4 separate regions of the Homo sapiens genome follow, and regions 2, 3 and 4 are each linked to region 1. Evidence: chromatin contacts called from ENCODE Hi-C or POLR2A ChIA-PET data. All regions are on one chromosome and are shown on one strand. Each heading gives the region's core, a stretch centred on a gene start or an enhancer-like site at or near the end of the contact. The rest is flanking DNA. Distances are from core to core; before and after follow the strand shown.

Region 1 (2,985 bases), core at 292-2,791:
GTTCCTAGCATAAAGAAGAGATAAATATTTAGGGTGATGGATATACCAATTACCCTGATTTGGTTATACGAATGTAACACATTCTCACGAGTACCGTGAAACTATGTCTAAGAAAAAAAAAAAGAAAAGAACAATGAGGAGAGGTGAGAAGCAGAGCAAGTCTAAAGGGAAGAGCTTAATGGTGAGCGGCTGGACCAGAAGACAGGAAAAGGCTCCAGGGAAGGCGAGGTAGATGACGGCCAGGCACTCTAATTGTCGCAGAATCGATTTCGGCTTTGTGCGTGGGAAACACAAAGGAAGCGGAAAGTCGGAGGACTGGGCAGAACCCGAAACTCACCACCAATACACACTTTAGAATGTATTTAAGGACCCTCAGGGCATTGTTATTTTTCAAAAGTTTGGAGGCAATGCATGGAGATTTTCTAATATCCAAGGAAATAAAGCCTACTGGAATAGGTATGTCCGGAATCAGGAACCAACTTTACACACTCGGGCTGGGCACGTTTTCCCAGCCCTTCTTCGCAATCGCGGACAAGCAGCTGGTGCGGGTCAAAGGGTGACTGGGCTCCTTACTCCCTCCGGTCTGGGGCGCGCTCACTCCATATTTGGCCATTCTGCTACCAGCTTGGGGTTCTGCCTGGTAGAGGTCCCCTAACCCCGTGCCCTGCAGCCCATCATCACACGGTCACCGCCGGCACCAGTGCAGGGCTGGGGAGCGCGGGGCTGGGCCCCCCGTGGCGGGGCGGCACCGCTGGCGCCCGGGAAGGGCCGCGTCCCGGAAGTCTTTGTCTCCGCAGCTCCCGGCCCGGCGCCGCGGGTCTGCCTCCCCCGTGGCCCGGGCGCCCCGAAGCGCCGCGAGAGCGAGCACCCAACCCGGGCGACGAAAACGGACCCTGCCCCGGGCTCCACGAGCCCCTGGTGTCCCCTCACGACTCTGCACCCCCTGATCTGGAGCGCACAGAGCCGCACCCACCTCCGGCGCTGCAGAGTCCACTGCCCTGAGGCCACCACGTTCCTCGGGGCAGCCTCTCCTCTCGCCCCCAGCCCTTCCCCACCCAGCTCTGCAGAACTGGCTCCTGAACCACCGCCAAGTGCAAAGCCGACACGTCGCACCGCGGTAAAAATCGTTCCATTTCTGCCGGCTTCCCAGTCCGCCCCCGGCCGGCGAAACGTCACGTGAGCCGAGTGCGGAAGTCGACCCGAGAGGTGGGGGCGTGGGCGGCGCGCGCCCCACGGGACCCCAACCCGCGAGGTCTCGGCCCAGCCGGTCGCAGCTTCCGCGCGCCCTGAGCCCCCTCCCGGCCCCCTCCTGACCCGACTCTCACCGCAGCCCGCGGTGCCCGGCGGCGCACCACGGACACCCAGTCCATCCCTGCTACCTAAGCCACATCTGCCCGGGCGCTCACGCACCTCTCTGCGCGGTTTTCCTTCCCGCCGGAGAACTGGCGCCGCGTGGGTCTGGACCCGGTTACCTTCTTCAGTGCACTGGGGAGGGTGAGGCCAAGGAAGGAAGTGGCTGAGGCAAAGAGAAAGACGGCTGTGGAGGAGGAGGAGCAGGGTAGGGGGAAAAGTAAGTGTTTCTGCGCTCAAGAAAGGGGCCGCCCACACTCCCAGGGACAAGCCTATGAGGAGGAAACTCAGGGGAGGAGACGTCCAAGAAAGGGGCTGACTGCAGACAGGTGAAGCGCCCTGGGCTCCTAGGAAAACGGGCCCAGAGCCTGGATTACCTCACTTTTCCACCGTGCTACTCAGAGCCAAGGATCCCAGGATCTGCATCTGATCCTGGGCGTCGATTTCCTGATGGATTTCTCTCCCAACGTAAGAAACAAAGCGCCCTCAAATTGCTGAAGGCTGCTAGAAAGAACGTGGCATTCATGGGTTCCGGATGCCGGGGGCCTCCAGAAAACTACGACTCATGACTTAAAAATGGCTTAATTCGCAAAACAAAATGCAATCTTGAAAGCCAATTTGTCAGACTGCAAAGAAATTTTACTTGGACATAGATAGTTGTTGACCCTGGGTCAGTATCGGTTTCTTCCCTTGTTCATTCATTATTTCATACATTTAACTTCATAATTCAATTTATTCATGCTCCCTTTGTTTTAGTCACTGTTATTTTAATATATGCGTGTGTGAGAGAGAGATGCTTACCGTACCCAGAGAGTCCTTTTGGAAAGGAAACAGTTACCCAAACTATTTCTAGAGCAGGGGTTGCACAAATAACTACAAAAAACGTTCCTTACCCCCTCCCCACCCCCAGCCCAGCTAATTTAAATTAAGAGTGATCGCGTGACCCAAGAGCGCACAATCCGTGATGTAGTCATCATCCTGTGAGGTGACCTGGAGCAAACAGTTCTCATCAAACACGGACTCTGATAGTTAGTAAGCCAATCAGACACTCCCTTGGAAATGGAAAGTGGAGAATGCAGAGACGGAGCTGTCTGATGTAAGAGAAAGGTTGGAGCTAAGAGAGGGTAAGGCAGAAGGGGCCAAAATGGGCTTCGGATGCAAAACATTTGAGTAAGCAGAAACCAGGAGAATGTAGCAGCAGGTTGGGTGGAGGCACAAGTGGTAGAAGCCAGTCAAAGACAAGCTGAGACCAAGTGATGGAAGGAGAGCAACAAAGACCTGCTTCCCAGGGGCATGTGAGTGTTCAGTTCCCTGGGGCTGCACTGGATCCATCCACTTCCCACGCTTCATTCTAGTCTTTACGGTGAATACCTGTCTCCTGGGTGTGACTGAAGGAGTCTCTGTTCTGTAATCTTCAACAAAGGTCTGATTCTTCTAAGTGTCTCATGGCAGATAAAGTTTAAGGTGACTCCAAGATCTTTTCAGACCTATTTTTTTCTTTTACTTGTTTTATATTGTTACCAAAATGATTGAGGCCTATTTTTTTCTCACCAAAAGAAAGGTGAGAAGTTATAGTTTATATCTTTCACAGTCGACATAAGGCAAAAAATATATAATTCAAGAAAAATATATTTA
Region 2 (2,985 bases), core at 343-2,842, 440 kb after region 1:
GGTCTGGGCTCACGTGTGAACCAGCAGCCAGCTAACCACAGCAGGCGGCCCCTGAACGATTTTGTGGTGCACTCCTTGTTTTAAGCACTTTGCTCCTTTCAAAGTACATTTTTCTTTCTTTGTGAAAATCATCTAGAAAAGAAAAAGTCCACTTTTGAGTGAGTGATACAGAGAAATCTGTAAACTTGGGGTCTCATTAAAATCTTGCTATGTAGCCCTTTCCTTGTCAGTGTCAACGTGCTCAATTTAAAGTACACACCCTCTCAATTATTTGTCTGTTGTCTAGCTCTTCCTAGGAAGCAGAAGAGTGGTTTTCAGCTCTCGGTGCTGCTTATTGGGGATCGTATTGTATTTTGTAGATTTGGCAATGGGCCCATACATCTGTGGAGTGAAAAGCTCCCTAGGTGATTCTGATGTACAGCCATGGTCAAAAAACATTGAAATAGACAAGTGCATGAAGATCAAAGAGTTGAGGGAAAACACTCAACGATGTCACGTCAGTCCCCAAGAACAGGTACAGGGGCTGTTTTTGCTTAGAGCCGGGGAGGAGTTGCAGAAGCCCCGCGAAATTGGCAGTCCTATTGGCAGTAAATTAAGCTCTCAAGGATTGAGTTCTACGTAGCTTCATTCTCCCAAATGACTGAATAGATACTCCCACCTTGTCCTGAAATAGTTGTGAATGAGAGTCTAACTGTTCTTTGCTACTGAATACCAAAAATACTAGTACTTTAGCCAAACCCTTTCTCTGTTGCTTAGAAGCTGCTGAATCAGTGTAGTGCATTTCTCCTATTTTATCCACATCCCCCAACCACATAATTAATGTGATCAAAATAAACTGACCCCCACCACATCCCTGGAAATTTACAGCAACATTAGCATGTCAAAGGCTGGGAAAGTCCTGTAGTGAACAAGACAAAAAACCTTTTAAAAACTTTGTTTGCCCTAAGCTTATTTGCATAGGAAGATACTTTTTGCTCCTATACCTACAACTGAACAGTTTTTCCTTAACACCAGTTTGGGAAAAACTGCCCAAGTCACTTTTTGATTCAGCAGTTTTCTTAGAGTTAATTTCTGACAGCTGAACCTCTCTTTAAAATCCTCTTTGAAGTTGGACTGAATTAACAAATGGAAGGCTTGGCAAAGCAGTTTACTAATTCATAACTCTATCCCTCAGCTTTCTTTGTGTTGCTAAATACTATAATCTTTGACCCGAAAGGAAGAATACTGCTAACAAGTAAATATTTAAAAGGTCCCATGAAATATAATGTGCATGAGTTTGTGCCTGGGGAGACCGTCTACTGGAAGAAAGAAATGACTCACTTTTCATCTCCTAATGAAAGTGAGTTTGTTGTTTTACAGTAGGTTGAAAGGAAGTATTTTGAGTGCTAAGGGCTAGATTTCCTTTTATTTTTAAGTTTAGTTAGCCGTTGGCCTCACTGATTTGAGAATTGCATGTTAAGTCATAATTCCTAAGTGCGTCAGCACTCTCTCTCTGTATGAGTGAATTAGCATGATTGTGAATGAATGAACTCTGTGCTACCAAAGCCCAGCATTTGGAACAGTGAGAGGAAACGGAAACGTGACTCACTGATGTACTTGAAGACTATGAACGGGGAATCACGAACTTCAGAGCCAGACCTGAAGCATGGGAGAGTGGGCAGAGCCTGGACTGGGGCAAGGACAACGGGATTCTAGTCCTAGCAGTGCTCCTGACTGCCTCCGTGTCAGTGCTGGAATCACAGAACCCGTCTACCTCCTGTGATTAATAGGACATGTGAATTATTTGTCACTCGGATCCTTTACAGTTTCAGGATTCAATAAGTCTTTGAATTCTACTGATTCTCTGGTTTGTGTGGAAGTGGGTGTGTATGTTTTAATGGCTTTCAGATGGGATTCATCCAGGCTCCATTAAATCAACTTTATTTTTAATTTTGAAGTGAACTGCCATGACAGAGTTTGGCTAGGAAAGTCCATAACAGAAAATGAGGAAGCAAGTAAACTGATTTATAAGGCTGTGGGCAACTGACTTCCTGTGGCTGTGGCATTTGGTATATAGAATGATATATATGTGATGCTTTTGGAGAAAGGTTAATTATTGTCTACAGGCAAAATTTTTGCTCCATCACAATTGCTTTTAAAAAGCTGAAATAGCAGCTCCTAGCCACCCTGTTTCATATGTCTTACGATATTTAGAAAATATTTAGACCAGCCCACTAAAATATATCCACACACCTTTTTCCTTAAGGGCAATTACCTGCATACTTGTCAGTTTTCACTCTTTAGTTCTGGATATGTAGGGGTTTTTTTTGTTGTTGTTTTTTGTTTTTTGTTGTTTTTTGTTTTTTTGTGCGACAGTCTCGCTCTGTCGCCCAAGCTGGAGTGCAGTGGAGCAATCTTGGCTCACTGCAGCCTCCACCTCCTGGGTTCAAGTGATTCTCATGCCTCAGCCTGAGACTGTAGTAGCTGGGATTACGGGCGCCTGCCACCACCCCAGCCAATTTTTGTATTTTTAGTAGAGACGGGGTTTCCCCATGCTGGCCAGGCTGGTCTCAAACTCCTGGCCTCAAGTGATCCACCCGCCTCAGCCTCCCAAAGTGCTGGGATTATAGGTGTGAGCTACCGTGCCTGGCCTATATAGTTTTTACACAGTCATTTTTGCATATGAAGAATCTTGTGTTCTATTTTCATTCAGTTGTTTTCTTTCATGCAGGCTAAATTGACCTTGAGATGTGGGTGTGGGACCTATTAGAAATTACCTGTGCAATCTTGAAAAGTGATAATATGGGTATTTAATATTGTGTTTTGGGGAGCAGGAAACTGTAGTTTTCTTGAGGGTGATAATTAAATTCTCTTTAGTTTGATTATAGCTATGAGAATGCATTTATTGTCATGGAATAATTGAGCAAAAAACCCAAAAAACATTTTCAAATGGGAACTTTCAAAGTTACAGTCGTCTCCCTTTATCCATGAGGGATAGGTTCCAAA
Region 3 (2,985 bases), core at 204-2,703, 370 kb after region 1:
AATGCATTTTTAATTCTTATTTTATTGAGCTTTTCTGTAATTTTGTAAAAGAAACTCGTAAGTTTTCAGAAAAGTTTTATAAGCAAATTATCAGAGGTCTTGGGTGACATTAGAAACACAGTGCCAAAGATTCATGTTTGTAAAGATACCAGAAGAAGTCATTCCTTTCATCGAGGACCGGTGCTTAAGCATTTTAGATCCACAGTTTGTGTCTTTGTCACATGGGTTTCTCCTCAGAGTCACGAGTTGCCTGCGGCATGTCCAGGACCCATTGAAGGCAGAAAGAAGAGGAAAGAGGGAGGGCTTTCTCTGACTGAGGTTTTTTGGGGGAGGTAAGCTCTTTCTGGTGACTTCTGCTTTCATCACATCGGAACTGTGTATGTCAACTTCCAGCTGCCTTGGTGGGGGTCTTGTGTTTTTATCAGGGCACACGGCTGCCCTAGAGAGTAATTGGTGTTGTATTAATACAAAAAGAGAGGGCAATGGGTACTGGATTGGCACAACAGTATATGCCATGTTATGCTTTTATTATTTTGTTGATTTTATTTGGATATAATCCTTTTGAAATAATTGCTCCCATCAAAGTGGTAGTACTTCATGTGGCTTTGCTGAAATTTTTTTTTAGTTTCAAAGTTATGAAAATAAACTTAATACTCATTGTATTAGCAAGTAAAGGACAATTGTAATTTTGTTTTCAACTATTGCTGTTGAATGTGATCCATTTTTCTCTGACTCATCTTAGTGTTGTAAACTAGTTAAAAGTCATGCCAAGTTAGGTGTCTATTTCACGGATTTTTAAAACATCATTCCACAGCTTCTTATGAAGCAGCTACTTTTCTAGGGAGAATGGACAGCAAGAGATCAGTGGATGGGAATGATAAGAAATATCCTCTGACCTCAAAGAGCTTCTAATCTGCTGGGTCAAGCGGGAGAGCGGTTGGTAACTATAGTGAAAGGAAGCATGAAACACAAGCTGGATATGGAGGTTAAAGGAAACATTTCTACAAGTCCTGCGGGAAGAGGGTGACAGGACATAAAACAGAGGTAGTGTTATTGTTTAATTTCCATATTTTTAATTGTATTTTTATGAAACTCAATTAGTGTATTACAGAACTTGTCACTTTAGTGAGGAAGGAAAAGGGACTTTATGAGTCAAGGATGTCATTAGAACATGTTAATTCCTCTTAGTTTCTTTCCCTCCTTGTTTTAGAGCTCTGCCAACTCCCAGTGCTTCAAATAGCCACTTTCAGTGGGTGAATATGTTATGGATTTTAGTTTCCCCAAATAAAATATTGTAACCTAATCAAATTATCCACCAGTATGGAAATAAATTCTTAAAAATCAAAGCTTATAGAGCAGACACTGTCAACCTCTTTTCACACATCCTCTGACTCATATCATTCATGTGCACACCCCTTAGAGCGTGGGTGGTTTCTTTTCACATAATTAGAATCATACTGTATGTATTGTTCTGCAACTGGCTTTTCCCCACCTCGTAACAGCTTTTAAAAATTCTTTTCTCCTCAGTATACATGGAATAGTGTTTTTTTTGTTTTGTTTTGTTTTGTTTTTCAGTCAAGGCTGGTACCACCCTTACCTGGGGATTTAAAAAACAAAATATGTGGGAGCATTTTATGGAGGAATCGTTGGCCCAGAATACTAATAGCATCTCATTGAGAAACAATGATATGTGTACTGAAAAGAAATTGAATTTGTCACATAAAAAAAAAGAATGATATGGAAATACCTGCTGTTCTTAGTATTTCTTTAAAAAAATTAAAATAATTTAAAAAATATGATTGTACCTTAAGTATTTTCTTATCAATGGCCAGTGTCTTTACACATCTATTGGTTTGCATGTACAAGAACATAGCACAAACTAGAAGAATTGCTGGGTCAAAGGATATGCATGTTCAAAATTTAATGATGCTCTCGAATCACTCTCCAAAAAGGCTGTACAAAATTGCAGTCCTAATAACAGCATACACATTTTCCCACATCCTTTTCAACACTTGATAGTATCAGTTAATTTTTTTTGCAAGCATATTAAGAAAAAATAAAGTCTTGTTTAAATTTCCATTTTCCTGTCCAAAAAAAGTCTGCAACAGAGTACTTTCAGTTTAATGATAAATGACTAATTTACTCTTAGATATGCAGTTAGTGCTCGTCTGCTCTGGATTCTCTGCTGCCTATTTCATGTTTCAAAAACAGACTCATTTACAAATCAGTCACCTCTTTGGAGTGTCTTTTTAGTCCCATCTGCACAGGGTGTCACACTGATCCTCATTGGCAGGAGTAAATTTTATGAAGAACTATGAATTGGTATTTGCATAGAGGGAGCTGTATTTTCCAAACTGTGGTTGCTACTGCATCACTGGGTTGGTGAAATCAAATTAGGGACAATGAGCAATGTAAACAAAGAAATAGAATATAAAATATTGGAGCGTATCATACAGTAAGGGTAAGACATGTTTCGTGAAACATTTCATATGTATTTGTGTTTTGAATATGGGTTTCTGTGTACATATATATGCATATATCATATGTATACTGCGTGGTGATGTGAAATATCTCTGAGCTATGGAATGCTGGTATGGAGAATCTCAGCTTTAAACATTTATTCAAGGCACAGTTTATTTCTGCCCTGCCTGAGGCAACAGTTTCATACTTGATTGTGGCATTTCACAAAATAAGTTGCCAATCATAACAATACTTTGTGAAAGGTTAAAGACTAAGGCTTTTTTTTTTGAGACGGAGTCTTGCTCTGTTGCCAGGCTGGAGTGTGGTGGTGCGATCTTGGCATCTCAGCTCACTGCAATCTCCGCCTCCTGGGTTCAAGTGATTCTCCTGCCTCAGCCTCCCGCATATCTGGGATTACAGGCACATGCCACTACGCCTGGCTAGTTTTTGTATTTTTAGTAGAGACGGGGTTTCACCTTGTTGGCCAGGATGGTCTTGATCCCTTGACCTCGTGATCCACCCTCC
Region 4 (2,985 bases), core at 213-2,712, 340 kb after region 1:
AAACTTCAGCGGGACTCGCGGCTCCCCTCGCCGCCGCGGCCGCCGCCGCCCAGAGCTGCCCCTGGAACTTCCTCTCGCCGCGCGGCCCGCGAAGCCCTGCGGGTGGAGGAACGCCGCCGGGCGCCAGGCAGCCACGGCTCGGACCCCATTCCTGCCCCGCGCCGCCCGGGTGCCCGCTCGCCCGCGCGCCCGTCCGTCCGTCCGTCCTTCCTGCCCGCCCGGCCTCTCCCCTGCGGGCAGGGGCCGCCAGGCTTCCCTCGGCGCCCCGCCGCTGCCCGGGACTTCCTTTGTGTTGGATGCAGGCTGGCGCCCCGCGCCGACGGGAGGCAGACTGAGGGATCCCGCGCCGCCGGCCCGCCCCCGCCATGCCCTTCCACCAGAGGACCCTGGAGCCCGCGCGGCTGCGCCGGCCCGAGGCGGCGGGGGCCGGGGCTGCGGGCGCGCCACTCTTCCGCTCGCTGGAGCAGGTCAGCTCGCATGCCCTGGGCTGCCTGCTGGCGCAGCTGGCCGACCTGTCGCGCTGCGCCGGGGACATCTTCGGCGAGCTCGAGGGCCAGGCGGCCGCGCTGGGCCACCGCACCGCCGCGCTGCACCGCCGCCTCGACGCCCTGCAAGCCGCCGCTGCGCGCCTGGACCACCGCCGAGTGAAAATCCGTGAGTGGCCGGCGGGCCGGGGGAGGGGAACCGGCGGGGGAGGCACCCGGAGAGCTGCTCCCGCCCGCCCCCTGGCGGCCCTGGGTCGGCGCGGGGGCCGCGGAGCCCCGCGATGTCGGGGTCTCCAGTGGGGACTGCCGGACCCCAGCGGGAGGCTGGGCAGGTGGCAGGGGCGCAGAGCGCTCTGTGACTTTCGGACTCCTGGAGGGTCTTGGCTACCTCGAGAGAGTGGGCGCGGAGGGTGGGAATTGGACAGTCCCCTTGTCTGCTCCTTCTGTCTGTCTGTGTCTGTCTGTTTGGGAGACCCCGGGGCGCTGTAGACAGAGGAGAGCCAAGTTCGTGGGAAAACTGTCACAGGCAGGTAGCCTGTTGGAAAAGCCAGGGGAGAATATAAATTTGGGCATATAGTAGTTACAGTTTTGGAGACTTCAGGACGATCCGTTTGTAAAACCCTGGGGATCTCGGCGAGCGTTGGGGCTGCTTGCCACCTCTCTTCCCGCCGCCTACCTGTGTTCTTACCGACAAGCAAAACTATGCAGACTTTAAGGGTTTTCCCATTTGGCGCAGAATTTTCTTTCTTCTCCCAGACTGACCCACCAGCTCTTTGTGATTCAGAAGACGTTGACCTTGAGTTCAGGCTCTGAATCCCATTCATCTTTGTCCGGCTTCCTCCAACCCTGAAAGTCAAGTCTATGTCCTGATATAGTGATCTCTCCGGTGATCCATTTCATTTCAGCAGCTTAACTGGCTCCGGTGAATGAAGCAACTGGAATTTCCTGCTGGCCCAAAGCAGAGAAACTTTCAGTGTGATGTCTCTGTGGTTTCTCCCTTTTAAGTACGTGAACTTGGTCATAATCCTAAGTGTAAAGAATAAATTGGAGATGGTTGATGGATTGCTGGGTGGGAGGGGAGATGTTGATGTAACACACGCCTAGATTTCAGCAGCTCTGGATGAAATAGTTTTTTCTCCTAGAATCACTTCATATGCAATCTCGAATAGCTCGTTTTCCAGCTAGCTAGAAAAACTTAGCTATATTTTAACTACCTTACAGCCTAAGAGTTCAAAATTTTCAATTATTTAATTTCAGTGAGATTGCTTGCTATAATACATCTTTCTCCAAGTTGTATAATTAATTCGTGGCAGTTTTACATTTTTGCGTTCATCTCTTTGATTGTGCCGTCAACACATTCATATGAATTGTGGACAGTTCCCAACCTGGGAGAGCGTCCCCCTCCAAGAAAAAAAAATCAGTGGGGAGGAATCAAAGTGATCTCATAAGGTTGTTGACATAATCAGAATATATCTACTTAATGTGAGTGATGACTTCATGCATATGGTAGGATACACTGTCCTAGTAGGATGTCATGGTCTATGCGGCAATCACGAGTTGCTTCTATGCGTTTTCTGTCTAGGGTGTAGGTACGTGGGAGAACCAGAATTTTACCCTTGACAAAGAATGTGATGAGGGAGATCTGATTGATAGGTGAACTGATCTATTGTGGGAATTAAAAAACAAGAGGAAACTCCCTGAAGGTCAAGAACTCCTTCCTTTACTAGTTTGGTTTTACATTTAAATGTATCACTTTTCTCTGTTCTTTAGTACATATGCCCCAATAGGCTACTGTCCATAGCCAGAAATCCCCCAAATTCTCCATATTAACTAAGGTTGTTCTAATTACAGTAACTGAAATAACTCTTTTCAAAACTTTTCACAAGTTTGTTTGAATCTTAAGTGGTTGTGATTTCATACCTGTCTTCCAGGCTGGAGTGCTGTGGTGCAATCTCAGCTCACTGCACCCTCCGCCTCCTGGGTTCAAGCAATCCTCCTGCCTCAGCCTCTAGAGTACCTGGGATTACAGGCGCCCGCCACCACGCCCGGCTAATTTTTGTATTTTTAGTAGAGACAGGGTTTCGCCATGTTTGTCAGGCTGGTCTTTAACTCCCAACCTCAGGCGATCCACCTGCCTCGACCTCCCAAAGTGCTGGGATTACAGGTGTGAGCTACCACACGTGGCCCCATTTTTTTTTTTTTAATAATCATGCAAGAAGGCTTTTTATTGAATATAATTATGCCTGAGTATAAATGTACATGTAGAGAAGAAAGCTGACTATCAAGACATTAATTTTTGTGGTTTCTTTCACCTTCACACACTTTGCTTTTTTATGTGCTTAAAAGCAGTGAAATGCCTATGCATTACCATCTGTTAGGATTCTTTTAAAACAATGCCTCAAACCTTGTTTCTGTGTAAAAACTACAGTTTGAAGTTGTTCTGCCATTTTAGGCAGGTCTTCAGAATATCATACTCCATTAGTATGGATGGCTAGACTTT

What was found. A loop is a pair of places that touch in the nucleus more often than their neighbours do. ChIA-PET counts read pairs that join two places held with the same protein, here RNA polymerase II (POLR2A). Pooled maps may share reads with other maps.
Region 2: a map of CD4-positive, alpha-beta memory T cell shows a loop between it and region 1 (9-fold over the local background). The contact joins the enhancer-like site here to the promoter of ABRACL in region 1. A Hi-C loop is called at or near these places in 1 of 168 maps with a recorded cell type or tissue (CD4-positive, alpha-beta memory T cell), 14 of 37 single-sample maps with no recorded cell type and 13 of 50 pooled maps.
Region 3: a pooled map shows a loop between it and region 1 (2.7-fold over the local background). The contact joins the enhancer-like site here to the promoter of ABRACL in region 1. A Hi-C loop is called at or near these places in 1 of 50 pooled maps. POLR2A ChIA-PET finds 5 or more read pairs at or near these places in 2 of 52 experiments (GM12878 and activated naive CD4-positive, alpha-beta T cell).
Region 4: a pooled map shows a loop between it and region 1 (11-fold over the local background). The contact joins the promoter of NHSL1-AS1 here to the promoter of ABRACL in region 1. A Hi-C loop is called at or near these places in 2 of 37 single-sample maps with no recorded cell type and 11 of 50 pooled maps.

The regions. Positions count from the first base shown.
Region 1 is chr6:139,027,301-139,030,285 of GRCh38, reverse strand. It overlaps ABRACL (ABRA C-terminal like), which reads right to left and starts at 1,541. Exons shown (of 3, transcript NM_021243.3): 1 at 1,411-1,541. RefSeq lists silencers at 348-538, 588-957, 1,218-1,377 and enhancers at 1-577, 400-694.
Region 2 is chr6:138,591,963-138,594,947 of GRCh38, reverse strand. It overlaps a transcript of NHSL1 not described here. Among named protein-coding and RNA genes, the nearest start is that of NHSL1, 94 kb to the right of the region's middle. RefSeq lists enhancers at 1,344-1,413, 1,442-1,736, 2,722-2,985. Within about 2 kb of position 1,592, at least 22 of the 41 ENCODE cell types and tissues checked have a DNase peak (open chromatin) inside an H3K27ac peak, as active enhancers do.
Region 3 is chr6:138,653,324-138,656,308 of GRCh38, reverse strand. It overlaps a transcript of NHSL1 not described here. Among named protein-coding and RNA genes, the nearest start is that of NHSL1-AS1, 37 kb to the left of the region's middle. Within about 2 kb of position 1,453, at least 3 of the 41 ENCODE cell types and tissues checked have a DNase peak (open chromatin) inside an H3K27ac peak, as active enhancers do.
Region 4 is chr6:138,690,145-138,693,129 of GRCh38, reverse strand. NHSL1-AS1 (NHSL1 antisense RNA 1) reads right to left here and starts at 1,462. Exons shown (of 4, transcript NR_033896.1): 1 at 1,162-1,462. It overlaps LOC124900217 (collagen alpha-1(III) chain), which reads right to left and starts at 404. Exons shown (of 2, transcript XM_047419637.1): 1 at 1-404. The coding sequence starts at 367. It also overlaps a transcript of NHSL1 not described here. RefSeq lists silencers at 336-685, 696-745 and an enhancer at 868-2,067.